Regions from separate parts of the Homo sapiens genome. Here region 1 is linked to region 2. A link is a loop called in an ENCODE intact Hi-C map of the cell type or tissue named here. Cell type or tissue: dorsolateral prefrontal cortex. All regions are shown on one strand. Links, peaks and the distances in the headings refer to the core of each region. The heading gives the core; the rest is flanking DNA.

Evidence for each region. Peaks named below come from ENCODE experiments on the same cell type or tissue, not always from the same donor. Only the 100,000 strongest peaks of a DNase experiment are listed, where the experiment ranks them.
Region 1: it touches region 2 in a loop (3-fold over the local background); 3 of 110 quality-filtered maps call a loop at or near these places.

What each region holds. Positions count from the first base shown.
Region 1 is chr6:31,545,653-31,548,376 of GRCh38, forward strand. It overlaps ATP6V1G2 (ATPase H+ transporting V1 subunit G2), which reads right to left and starts at 956. Exons shown (of 3, transcript NM_130463.4): 1 at 826-956; 2 at 457-557. The coding sequence starts at 907. NFKBIL1 (NFKB inhibitor like 1) reads left to right here and starts at 1,956. Exons shown (of 4, transcript NM_005007.4): 1 at 1,956-2,099; 2 at 2,511-2,724. The coding sequence starts at 2,043. ATP6V1G2-DDX39B (ATP6V1G2-DDX39B readthrough (NMD candidate)) reads right to left here and starts at 1,196. Exons shown (of 13, transcript NR_037853.1): 1 at 826-1,196; 2 at 457-557. RefSeq lists an enhancer at 490-989. In dorsolateral prefrontal cortex, for the core only: CTCF peaks have their summits at 1,156 and 1,360; DNase peaks (open chromatin) are centred at 1,139 and 1,909; H3K4me3 peaks cover 2,500 bases; H3K27ac peaks cover 2,500 bases.
Region 2 is chr6:31,793,926-31,801,989 of GRCh38, forward strand. It overlaps VARS1 (valyl-tRNA synthetase 1), which reads right to left and starts at 1,827. Exons shown (of 30, transcript NM_006295.3): 1 at 1,621-1,827; 2 at 906-1,325. The coding sequence starts at 1,292. LSM2 (LSM2 homolog, U6 small nuclear RNA and mRNA degradation associated) reads right to left here. Exons shown (of 5, transcript NM_021177.5): 3 at 4,552-4,582; 4 at 4,065-4,124; 5 at 3,471-3,957. The coding sequence ends at 3,832. RefSeq lists an enhancer at 1,425-2,279. In dorsolateral prefrontal cortex, for the core only: CTCF peaks have their summits at 2,095 (motif pointing right) and 2,299; DNase peaks (open chromatin) are centred at 1,776 and 2,116; H3K4me3 peaks cover 1,709 bases; H3K27ac peaks cover 2,251 bases.

The DNA of each region.
Region 1 (2,724 bases), core at 1-2,500, 250 kb before region 2:
GGGAAAGATCCTGAAACAAAGCCTAGAAGAAAGGCCCTCTCAGAAACCACCCCCATCCCACAGAAATATCCCAACACCAAAGAGATCAACACAGTCCCCTTTCCCCTTAGACCTAACATGCAACTTCATCCTAAAACAGACCGTAATATCCCCACCACCTCACCATCCATGACCATAAAACTCTACCCTCCACCACAAATGTTAATCATACTCCACATAGATGTTATACTTTACACAGACTGTGGCATTCCGCCCACAAGCTCTATGTGGCCTTCAAAACTCCCAGACTCTCCTACATATCATCACAAAGTTTCACCAATGTTGTGGTCCCTGCCAGGGTCCCCTCAGCCTCAGCCCTCTGCCACCATATTTTCTTGTTGAGTCACCCTTACACACCTCACTAGATGCACCCACCAACTTGCAGTGGGGTCTCAACCCGACTCTGCCTCAACTCACCGCCTGCTGCTTGCTCTGGAATTCGTGCTCTCGCTCTCTGCGGTATTGCTCCACCTCCATCTGTGCCTCCTCCTTTGCCTGCTTCAGTCGCCGGGCCTTCCCTGGAGGCAGAAGAAAGGACAGTGAGTGGGGATGGACCCACACACACACAATGTAATAGCAGGAGTCAGTCCCTTCCAGAAAGTTATACAGCCTTCTCTCAGCCAACCAGGTGCCAGATTCTAATATCCATCCATTTCTTCCCTCCTAACCAGCCTCCAGACCCTAGCTGTCTGTCTTCCCGCCAGCCTTGGGTTTTCCCAAAATGTTTGCTGTCCCCCACCCCCAATTTTCTTTCCAAACTCCTAAGGGAGGAAAGAGGAGACTCACTCTTTCTGGCATCTGCCACCTTCTCAGCTGCCCGCTTCTCAGCTTGCAGAAGCTGCTGGATACCTTGGGACTGACTGGCCATTTCTGTTGTTATGGCCGATGCTGTTTTGAATGCTGTCAAAGTACCAGATGGCTCCCACCCCCCACCGCTTACTTCTCCTCCTCCAGCTCGTTGCTGCAGTCCTCCACTACCCCTGGGTCTTAGTGCTCCCCTGCTCACTCAGCCTCCTGCACCGAGTGTCTCTCCCAATCTCATCCTCCTATTGATGACTGGTCCTCCTCTCCAGCACTTCTTGCTCAGGCAGTACCCAAAGGGGCCGCCTGGGAGCAGCAGAGACCAGGCCCAAAGCTGCGGGCTTACAACAGGTTAGCCATCCCAGTCGGAAAGGTCTAGGGATGAGGCAGGGGCGGAGACGGGGGAGTACTGAGGTGAGAGAAGGAGAACTTGATTGGTGGTAACAGAGGAAGCATAAAGGGTTGTGAATGCGGTGAAAAGGTAAGGATGTCATCATGCAACCTGTGTTGGGAAAAGAGCATTCTGGGCTTAATTCTAAACTAACTCTCTACCTTTCTCTCTCTCTCCACCATCCCGCCCCCTCCCCTGCCTCCCGTTGTTAACATCTCCATCTTTTTCTACATATTTCTCAAGTCCAAATTTTTGCATCTCACTTGCCCCATCCTACGATAGTCTTCTTCCGTCTTTTGTCTGTATTTTTTCTTTTTTTTTGATCTGTCCCTGTTGTTGTCCCACTGTGGTTTTTGTTTTTGTTTTCCATGTTTAATGTGATTTTTATCCTGTCTTTATCTCCTCTATTTTCTCTGTCTTCTCATCTTTTCGTCCATCACTGAACCATCTCCTCTCTCTGCCAAGTTAGAGGAGGCGGGAAAAAACCTCCAAATAACTCTCTTTTCTCCCTCCCCTCCCCTCGCCTCCTTTTCCTCGCCTCCAGTCCAGTCTTCTGGTTTCAGACGGCCCCTTTAATTTAAGTTCCCTAGTTTCCCCTGGGAGATCTGGCCAAGAACTACCCGGTCGGGGCGGAACGACATCCGGTAACGCCCCTCACAGTTCACTTCCGTCCTCCACCTGCGTCTCTGCTTGCGCCATTTCCTCCAGCCTGGAGTGTCTCCGCCCTTCCCGCCTCCCGTCTCCGAGCTTCTTAAACACAGGCCTTGGGCCTACGGCTCTGGGGGTACTTGGGGGGGCGGGGGCAGGTCTGATGAGTAACCCCTCCCCCCAGGTTCCAGAGGAAGAAGCCTCCACATCTGTCTGCCGGGTACATGATATTCAATTTCTAGATCATTATTGGAGATTATCTGTGACTTTTTAAAACTCAGATTTCTGCTGATAAAAATTTTCCCCATCCGGCCCTGTTGGGTTTTTTTAAAGTTCTTTGTTAAAAATTAAAAATTTACCTGGGCTCCTGAGCCTTAAACCAATTATTTACCCTTTTCTCGAATTTTACATTAAAAAAATTAAACCTCTGATCCTATCACCCCCCTCAAAAAAAATTTTTTTTCAAATCTATCATCTGATAAAGGATCAGGGTTAGGTTAGGCCTCATCTCTTGCTGAAGATATTAAAAAAAGACGGAACCAAAGGGAGAAACAACAGGGGATGTCAGAGATGGAGGGAGAAGGACCAGCCAAGGCTGAAGTCCTGACTGCTGCCTTTTTTCCTTCCCCAGCCCAAGAGTTCCATGGCCTCCACTTCCCGCCGCCAACGCCGAGAACGTCGCTTTCGTCGTTACTTGTCTGCAGGACGGCTGGTCCGGGCCCAGGCCCTCCTCCAGCGACACCCAGGCCTCGATGTAGATGCTGGGCAGCCCCCACCACTGCACCGGGCCTGTGCCCGCCACGATGCCCCTGCCCTGTGCCTGCTGCTTCGGCTCGGGGCTGACC
Region 2 (8,064 bases), core at 985-3,484:
AACCCCATCTCTACTAAAAATACAAAAAATTAGCCGGACAAGGTGGTGGGCGCCTGTAATCCCAGCTACTCAGAAGGCTGAGGCAGGAGAATCGCTTGAGCAGTGAGCTGAGATCGCACCATCGCACCGTGGCACTCCAGCCTGGGCAACAGAAGGAGATTCTGTCTCAAAAAAAAAAAAAAAAAAGAAAAGAAAAGAAATAAAAGAGGGGAACAAACAGGGAATTCCAGAAGAGAGGGACTCTATTTTATTTGTTTGTTTGGACAGACATTCTGAATGCAAGGACTCTATTGTAGATAGGGTGATCACAATATGAGGGAGCAAGTCAGGGTCTGCCACATTCATTCATCCATTCAAGAAATACTAATTTTCCATCATGTGCTCAATACCATGCAAGGAGGCAGAGTTGAAAGTACACCAAGGCACAGGTCTCCTTTGGAAGGACTGATAGTTACAATCTGGCAGGGTTATCTCTCCTCTCACTTACCTTCCTCATTTCATTTCTCTTTTATCTCCTCCCAGCAATTGTCATCTCTCCCTCACCCAGTCTTTTCCTACAATTCAAATAACTTCTATCCTCATCAATTTCAGACTCATCAAACTTTTACTAAGAGACTTTAAAAGTGCCTGGCACTAAACTATGTGCTCTGCGCACATCTTTTAATCCTATTAACTCAGTGAGGCAAGCATTACATCAACTTGCCTGCGTGTTCATAGACATAGGAAGACCAAGACACAGCGGGTCTATGAAACGTGCCCAGGGTTACCATACCAGTTGGCAATCTGGGATTTGATCACTCTTTTCCCACATCTGATGTACTACCTTCTTGTCTCATTGTCCATTCCAGTCCTCGCTTCCCTCCTCTGAATTTCTCCCCTCCCCCTCTTCTGTACAACCCCCTCACCTGGGGGTCCTGGGCCGAGCTTCGGAGTCCCAGGGCCGGCAGCGTTGCTCCACAGGCAGCTGGTATTAACTCCGTGTCGGCGTAACTGACCCACTGTTGGACAAGGACAGCCGCCCGGCTGCCCCCTGGGCCCCCCAGGCCTGCTGGCCACAGCAGCTGGGCCACAGCCGTGGCCCCCCACACCCAGAGCCCACCGGGCCCCTGCTCCAGGGCCGGCAGGCGGGGTGGGGGAAAGGGAGTCCTGCTAGTCGGGGGTGGCTGGAGACAGATGCGGGGGTGGGCTCCTCCCCATCCGGGACCCTCCCCAGCCTCCCCATAGCGAGCGGCTATGAGGGCTCGGAGGCTGGGGAAGGCATCTGGGTGAGGGGAGACGTAGAGGGTGGACATAGTTATGAGAAGGTCCGAACGAAGTGGAAAAACCTAAGGAGAAAGAGAGACAGGGGAAGACTGCGGGATCGAGGTGGGTCCTATGTTTGAGTAGAGAGGGGACCCTCACGGGAGCTCCTTCGCCGCAGACACCCGAGTCCCATAGGACTGAGGGTCTGACCAGGCAGGCTGTCAGGAGCCGAGGACCTGGCTCTCAGAGGGGCAGTGTCAGTGGGGAGTTCCTGGGGAAGAGGAACTATCCACCATCGCGGGGCTTCGGGGAGTGTGGAAGGCTCTCAGGAGCGGGTCGGCGTCTGGTTGGATGCGGGTTCGAGCCGCGTGTACGTACTGGAGGGAGATGGTCAGACTGGGCCGGGAATCCACCTCACAGCCAGGCGCCGGCCGCGGCTGGACCGGCCGAGCGGCCCGGGCGGAGGAGTCGAGCGGGCAGAGACGGTGGGCGGCTCTCCAGGTGACCCTAGTTCCCTAAGATCGCCGCCCCGGCAGCCGGCGCCCACGTGTTCCCCCCTTTGTGACAGGGAGCGTTTCCGGGCCTGCGGGTCCTGGCGGGGGCGGCCGTGCCCCGCCTGCGAGTGCGCGCCCGCCGTGTCCGACACTGCCCCGGGGGCCGCGCGGCTCGCCGCCCGCCGGTCTCACGAGGAACAGCGCGGGGCGCGGGGCGCTGGGCGCGGACGCAGGACGAGAGGACACCCCTGAGCACGACGCTCCCGTCAGGCGCCGCCACGGGCACCTTGTGCGGGTCCTCGGCCGGGTGGCGAGGGCGGCGCCCAGCGGGCAGCTAGGGAACTGGCCCAAGAGGGTCGGCCGGCCCTGCCGGTGGAGGGCGTTCCCCACCCGGTAGCGGGGAGGTGCCCAGCAGGGAGCCGCCTGATGAGGACCGAAGGGGAGGTCCATTTGCCGAGGCCCTGGCGTCCAGCTTCCTCTTTGAGCCTCATCTCCTCATGTATGAAAAAAGGGTGACGGCCGGGCGCAGTGGCTCACGCCTATAATCCCAGCACTTTGGGAGGCCGAGGTGGGCGGATCACCTGAGGTCAGAAGTTCAAGACTAGCCTGGCCAAGGTGGTGAAAGCCCGTCTCACGCCTGTAATCCCAGCACTCTGGGAGGCCAGGGCGGGTGGATCACCAGGTCAGGAGTTCAAGACCAGCCAGGCCAAGATGGTGAAACCCCGTCTCTACTAAAAATACAAAAATTAGCCAGGTGTGGTGGCAGGCGCCTGTAATCCCAGCTACCCCGGAGCCTGAGGCAGGGAATTGCTTGAACCCTGGAGGTTGAGGTTGCAGTGAACTGAGATCGTGCCACTGCACTCCAGCCTGGCGACAGAGCTGCAGTATTTGTAAAAATACAAAAATTAGCCAGGCGTGGTGGCACACACCTGTAAGCCCAGCTACTTGGGAAGCTGAGGCAAGAAGATCACTTGAACCTGGGAGGCGGAGATTGCAGAGCTAAGATCACACCACTGCAGTCCAGCCTGGGTGACAAAGTGAGACTCCATCTCAAAAAAAAAAAAAAAAAAAAAAAATTAGCCGGGCATGGTGGTGGGCATCTGTAATCCCAGCTACTCAGGAGCTGTGGCAGGAGAATCGCTTGAACCGGGAGGCGGAGGTTGCAGTGAGCCAGACCAAGCCAGTGCACTCCACCCTGGGCAACAGAGTGAGACTCCCGTCTCAAAAACAAAAAGGAGGGTCACACTAGATGGTCTCTAAGGGTCCCTTAAGGCTGAGAAGTCTCATCTGTATCATGAACTCATATTTGCTGAATGAGTGAATGAAGTTTAGTAATTCCCAGTCACAACTTTTCTCTAAAATATAAATTACATCACTTGTATTTATCTTCTATACATATTCAGAAAACATGAACTGATTTGGTTGGATTGGTGAAGTCTGGTAGCATGAAATGTATCTTATGACACTATCACATTAATGGAAGGACAGCAAGCACTCCAGTTGCAGGTATGGTATAAGCAAAAGGCCACAGGGAGAACATACAGGTAGGGACATGTTGGGGAAACATGGTGTAGAGCAACTGTATTATATGCTTTATACCAAGGAGAGTAGTGGGAAGCTGAGTTGGATTCTTGGCTGGGTTAACGCAGAGTAACAGGGGCTTGGATGAATTCGACATCCTTTTCCATGTCCCAGCCCCCTGCCCAACACATAGTAACAGAACCAAAACACAAATTTGCATCATAAATTTTATTCCCGATGCGGGACAGATTCCTTCCATCCCCAAATGAATCACATGCTGCCCTGGAAAGACCTAGGAAACTCTCCTACCATCTCCAGAGAAGTAGTGAGAAAGGCAGGTGCTGGGGACTGGGAAGGCTTTGAAGTTTCCCAGCCTACTTATCCTCCCCTTCTCAAGAGAGGATAGCTGTTCCCTATTACTCCTCTCATCCACTCATCCCTTAAAAAAAACCCACAAAACCATCATTAGTAAAAAAACAAAACCCCTTCAAGTATTGGGGGTTAGGGGTTCTGGGCTGGGACTTGGGGTTATGGGTCACCAATGAAAGAGGGAGGGGAAGAGGAGGAGGAGCCATCACTGTTTCTGCTGCAGGGCTTCCTTCCTTGCCGCATCCTGTAGCAACTGTGTGTCGACCTCATCTGCTGGCAGCTGCACGTATCGGACCACTGAGCCCCGAATGAAGCAGTTCTTCACTGATAACTAGACAAAGATGGACAAATATGAAAACACCCTTAAAAATGTCCTCTAACCACCCAGGGGCCTCCTGCTTTAGAGGTGTTTCCTCTTCTCCACAGACCCCAACTCACCATGTGAGGGTATTTCTCAGGGTCTGTGACACTGATGTCAGTTAGTTTGATGTTGAGATACTAGGAAAGGAAGATGAACACCATTATTATTATTATTTTTTTTTTTTTGAGACAAGAGTTTTGCTCTTGTTGCCCAGGCTGGAGTGCAATGGTGCCATCTCGGCTCACTGCAATCTCCGCCTCCTGGGTTCAAATGATTTTCCTGCCTCAGCCTCTCGACTAGCTGGGATTACAGGTGCCCACCACCACGCCCAGCTAATTTTTTGTATTTTTAGTAGAGACGGGGTTTCACCATGTTTGTCAGGCTTGTCTTGAACTCCTGACCTCAGGCCTCGGCCTCTCAAAGTGCTGGGATTACAGGCGTGAGCCACCGTGCCTGGCCGACGAACACCATTATTAACCCTAGAGACATGATGTAAGAACCCAACCCTTAAGTCTCCCCTCTCCTTCTCCAGGAACCAATTCTGGGGCCCGTGCTATATCTCACCTGATCCACAGAATGGAGGGTTCCACAGATGCTGTCAAGGGCAGAGGGAGAGAAGAATCAAATTAGTTTATAACAAAGTCAACATAGAGGTGACTTCAGAGCTGGGATGAGAACATGACTGGGAGAAGTCAAGGACTTGAGGATGTCAGAAAAGGTAGAACCAAAAGGGGGCATTCCTAAGCCCTGGAGTAGGAAAGACAACTAACAGAGTAGTTTATTTTCAACCCCACATCTCCTCTCCCTAAACCAATCCATTCTTTTTTTTTTTTTTTTTTTTTTTGAGATGGAGTCTCACTGTCAGCCAGGCTGAAGTGCAGTGGTGTGATCTTGGCTCACTGCAACCTCTGCCTCCCAGGTTCAAGCGATTCTCCTGCCTCAGTCTCCTGAGTAGCTAGGACTTCAGGCGCATGCCATCATGCCCGGCTAATTTTTTATTTTTAGTAGAGATGGGGTTTCACCATGTTGGCCAGGCTGTTCCTTAACTCCTGATCTCAGGCGATCTGCCCACTTCAGCTCCCCAAAGTGCTGGGATTACAGGTGTGAACCACTGTCCCCGGCCAAACCAACCTATTCTTAACAGCTACCATTAAACAACTGGTAAAGGCTAGACCTGTATTCTATATAGTATTTGTAATCTTTACAGCCATCTTTCAAAGTAGTTATTACCTTCCAGGGGCTCAGAGAGGTTGTTTTAAACTTTATGAGTTTAGAACAAATGGGAACTTCAGTCCAAGTCTGTGTGACTCCCAAAACCATCAGCTATTTTTTTTTTATTTTTGCGACAGGGTCTCACTCTATGGCCAAGGCTGGAGTGAAATGGCGTGATCATGGCTCACTGTGGCCACTTGAGTAGCTGTGATTACAGGCTTGAGCCACCATGCCCAGCTGATTTTTTTTTGAGATGGAGTCTCGCTCTGTCGGCCAGTCTGGAGTGCAGTGGCACAATCTCGGCTCACTGAAAGCTCCATCTCCCAGGTTCACGCCATTCTCCTGCCTCAGCCTCCCGAGTAGCTGGGACTACAGATGCCGGCCACCACTCCTGGCTAATTTTTTGTATTTTTAGTAGAGACGGGGTTTCACCGTGTTAGCCAGGATGGTCTCGATCTCCTGACCTCATGATCTGCCCACCTCAGCCTCCCAAAGTGCTGGGATTACAGGCATGAGCCACCATTCCCGACTTTTTTTTTTTTTTTTTGTAGAGAAAGGGTCTCACTGTGAATGTCACCCAGGCTAGCTATTTTCAAACATTTATTGCTTTGGAACCAGAGCCCATATGTGGATAAAGGTAGGTAGCATTACTCTTGATGATGCAGGCATGAGTGATGTCCTCTCCATTCCCCAATCCTCGAGCCCCTTGAAATGCTATTTGAGGAATGCTATCAAAACACCAGTGCTCTTTGAGAGAATGGTGCAAAAATTTAAAAAAACAGCCTTTGGCTGGGAATGGTTGTTCACGCCTATAATCCAAGCATTCTGGGAGGCTGAGGCAGGAGGATCGCCTGAAGCCAGCTGGAGAACAGCCCAGACAACATAGCAAGACCTCATCTCTATTTTAAAGTTATAAAATAAAATAACTGTGGCCGGGCACGGTGGCTCACGCCTATAATTCCAGCACTTAGGGAGGACGAGGCGGGCGAATCACGAGGTCAGGAGTTCGACACCAGCCTGGCCAACATCGTGAAACCCCATCTCTACTAAAAATACAAAAAATTAGCTGGGCATAGTGGCAGACGCCTGTAATCCCAGCTACTCGGGAGGCTGAAGCAGGAGAATCACTTGAACCCGGGAGGTGGAGGTTGTAGTGAGGCGAGATCGAGCCACTGCACTCCAGCCTGGGTGACAGAGTGAGACTCCATCTCAAGAAAAATAAATAAATAAAAATAATCGTAATAAATAGCAGTTTTAAAAACGTCCTTATCTTGCCAAAAATAAAGTTGGCAGTTCTCTGCCCCAATTTTTGTAAAATTCTGAAAGTCTTTAAAACCCAGCGTCTAGGCCATGTGCGGTGGCTCATGCCTATAATCCCAGAACTTTAGGAGGCCAAGGTGGGCGGATCACTTGAGGCCAGGACTTCAAGACCAGCCTGGCCAACACGGCGAATCCCCATCTCTACTAAAAATACAAAAATTGGCCGGGCGTGGTGGCTCACGCCTATAATCTCAGCACTTTGGGAGGCCGAGGCGGGTGGATCACGAGGTCAGGAGATCGAGACCATCCTGGCTAACACGGTGAAACCCCGTCTCTACTAAAAATACAAAAAATTAGCCGGGCATGGTGGCGGGCACCTGTAGTCCCAGCTACTTGGGAGGCTGAGGTAGAAAAATGGCGTGAACTGGGAGGCAGAGCTTGCAGTGAGCGGAGATCACACCACTACACTCCAGCCTGGGTGACAAAGCAAGACTCCGTCTCAAAAAAAAAAAAATACAAAAATTAGCTGGGCATTGTGGTGTGCACCTGTAATCCCAGCTACTCAGGAGGTGAGGCACGAGAATCACTTGAACCCAGGAGGAAAAAAAAAATTTAAAAATAAAATATAAAAATACAAAAATTAGCTGTGTGTGGTGCATGCCTGTAGTCCCAGGTATACAGGAGGCTGAGGCACGAGAATCATTTGAACACAGGAGGTAGAGGTTGCAGTGAGCCAAGATCATGCCACTGCATTCCAGCCTCGGTGACAGAGTAAGGATCTGTCTCAAAAAAAAAAAAAAAAAAAAAAGACCCACTTAAATATGCTCTAGGAAATTAATTTAAATGAACTAGTACTAGGCAATCATTATTTTTTTTGAGACAGAGGGTGAGTCTCTGCCTAATAACAAAAACAAAAACAAACACCCAGTATCTGAAACCCACTGCCTCAGTAATGTTCTCACCATATTGCTAGCTGCTGAAAAACATTTGACAGCACCCCACCATCTCCAGCAGTGAAATAACATTTGGGAATTGTACAAAGTGGTGTCATTTTATTAAGTCCCTTAAGGAGGGGGAGATACATAGCACAAAAGTGGTCTGACAACAAACATAAGAGAAAGAACTTTTGGCCAGGCGTGGTGGCTCACACCTGTGATCCCAGCACTTTGGGAGGCTGAGGCAGGAGGATCACTTGAGGTCAGGAGTTTGAGGCCAGCCTGGCCAACATGGTGAAACCCCATCCCTACTAAAAATACAAAAAATTAGCTGGGAGTGGTGGCATGCACCGGTAATCCCAGCTATTCGGGAGGCTGAGGTGGAAGAATCACTTGAACCCAGGAGGCAGAGGTTGCAGTGAGCCAAGATCGCGCCACCGCACTCCAGCCAGGGCAACAGAGTGAGACCCTGTCTCAAGGAAAAAAAAGGAGAAAGATCTTCTTTCTCATCCCAACAGAAAAGTCACTTTAAAGCCACACACATATTGGCTCACACCTGTAGTCACTGCACTTTGAGAGGCTGAGGTGGGAGGATCACTTGAGTCCAGGAGTTCAAGACCAGCCTGGGCAACACGGCCGAGACTCTGTCTCTATGAAAAATTTTAAAAAT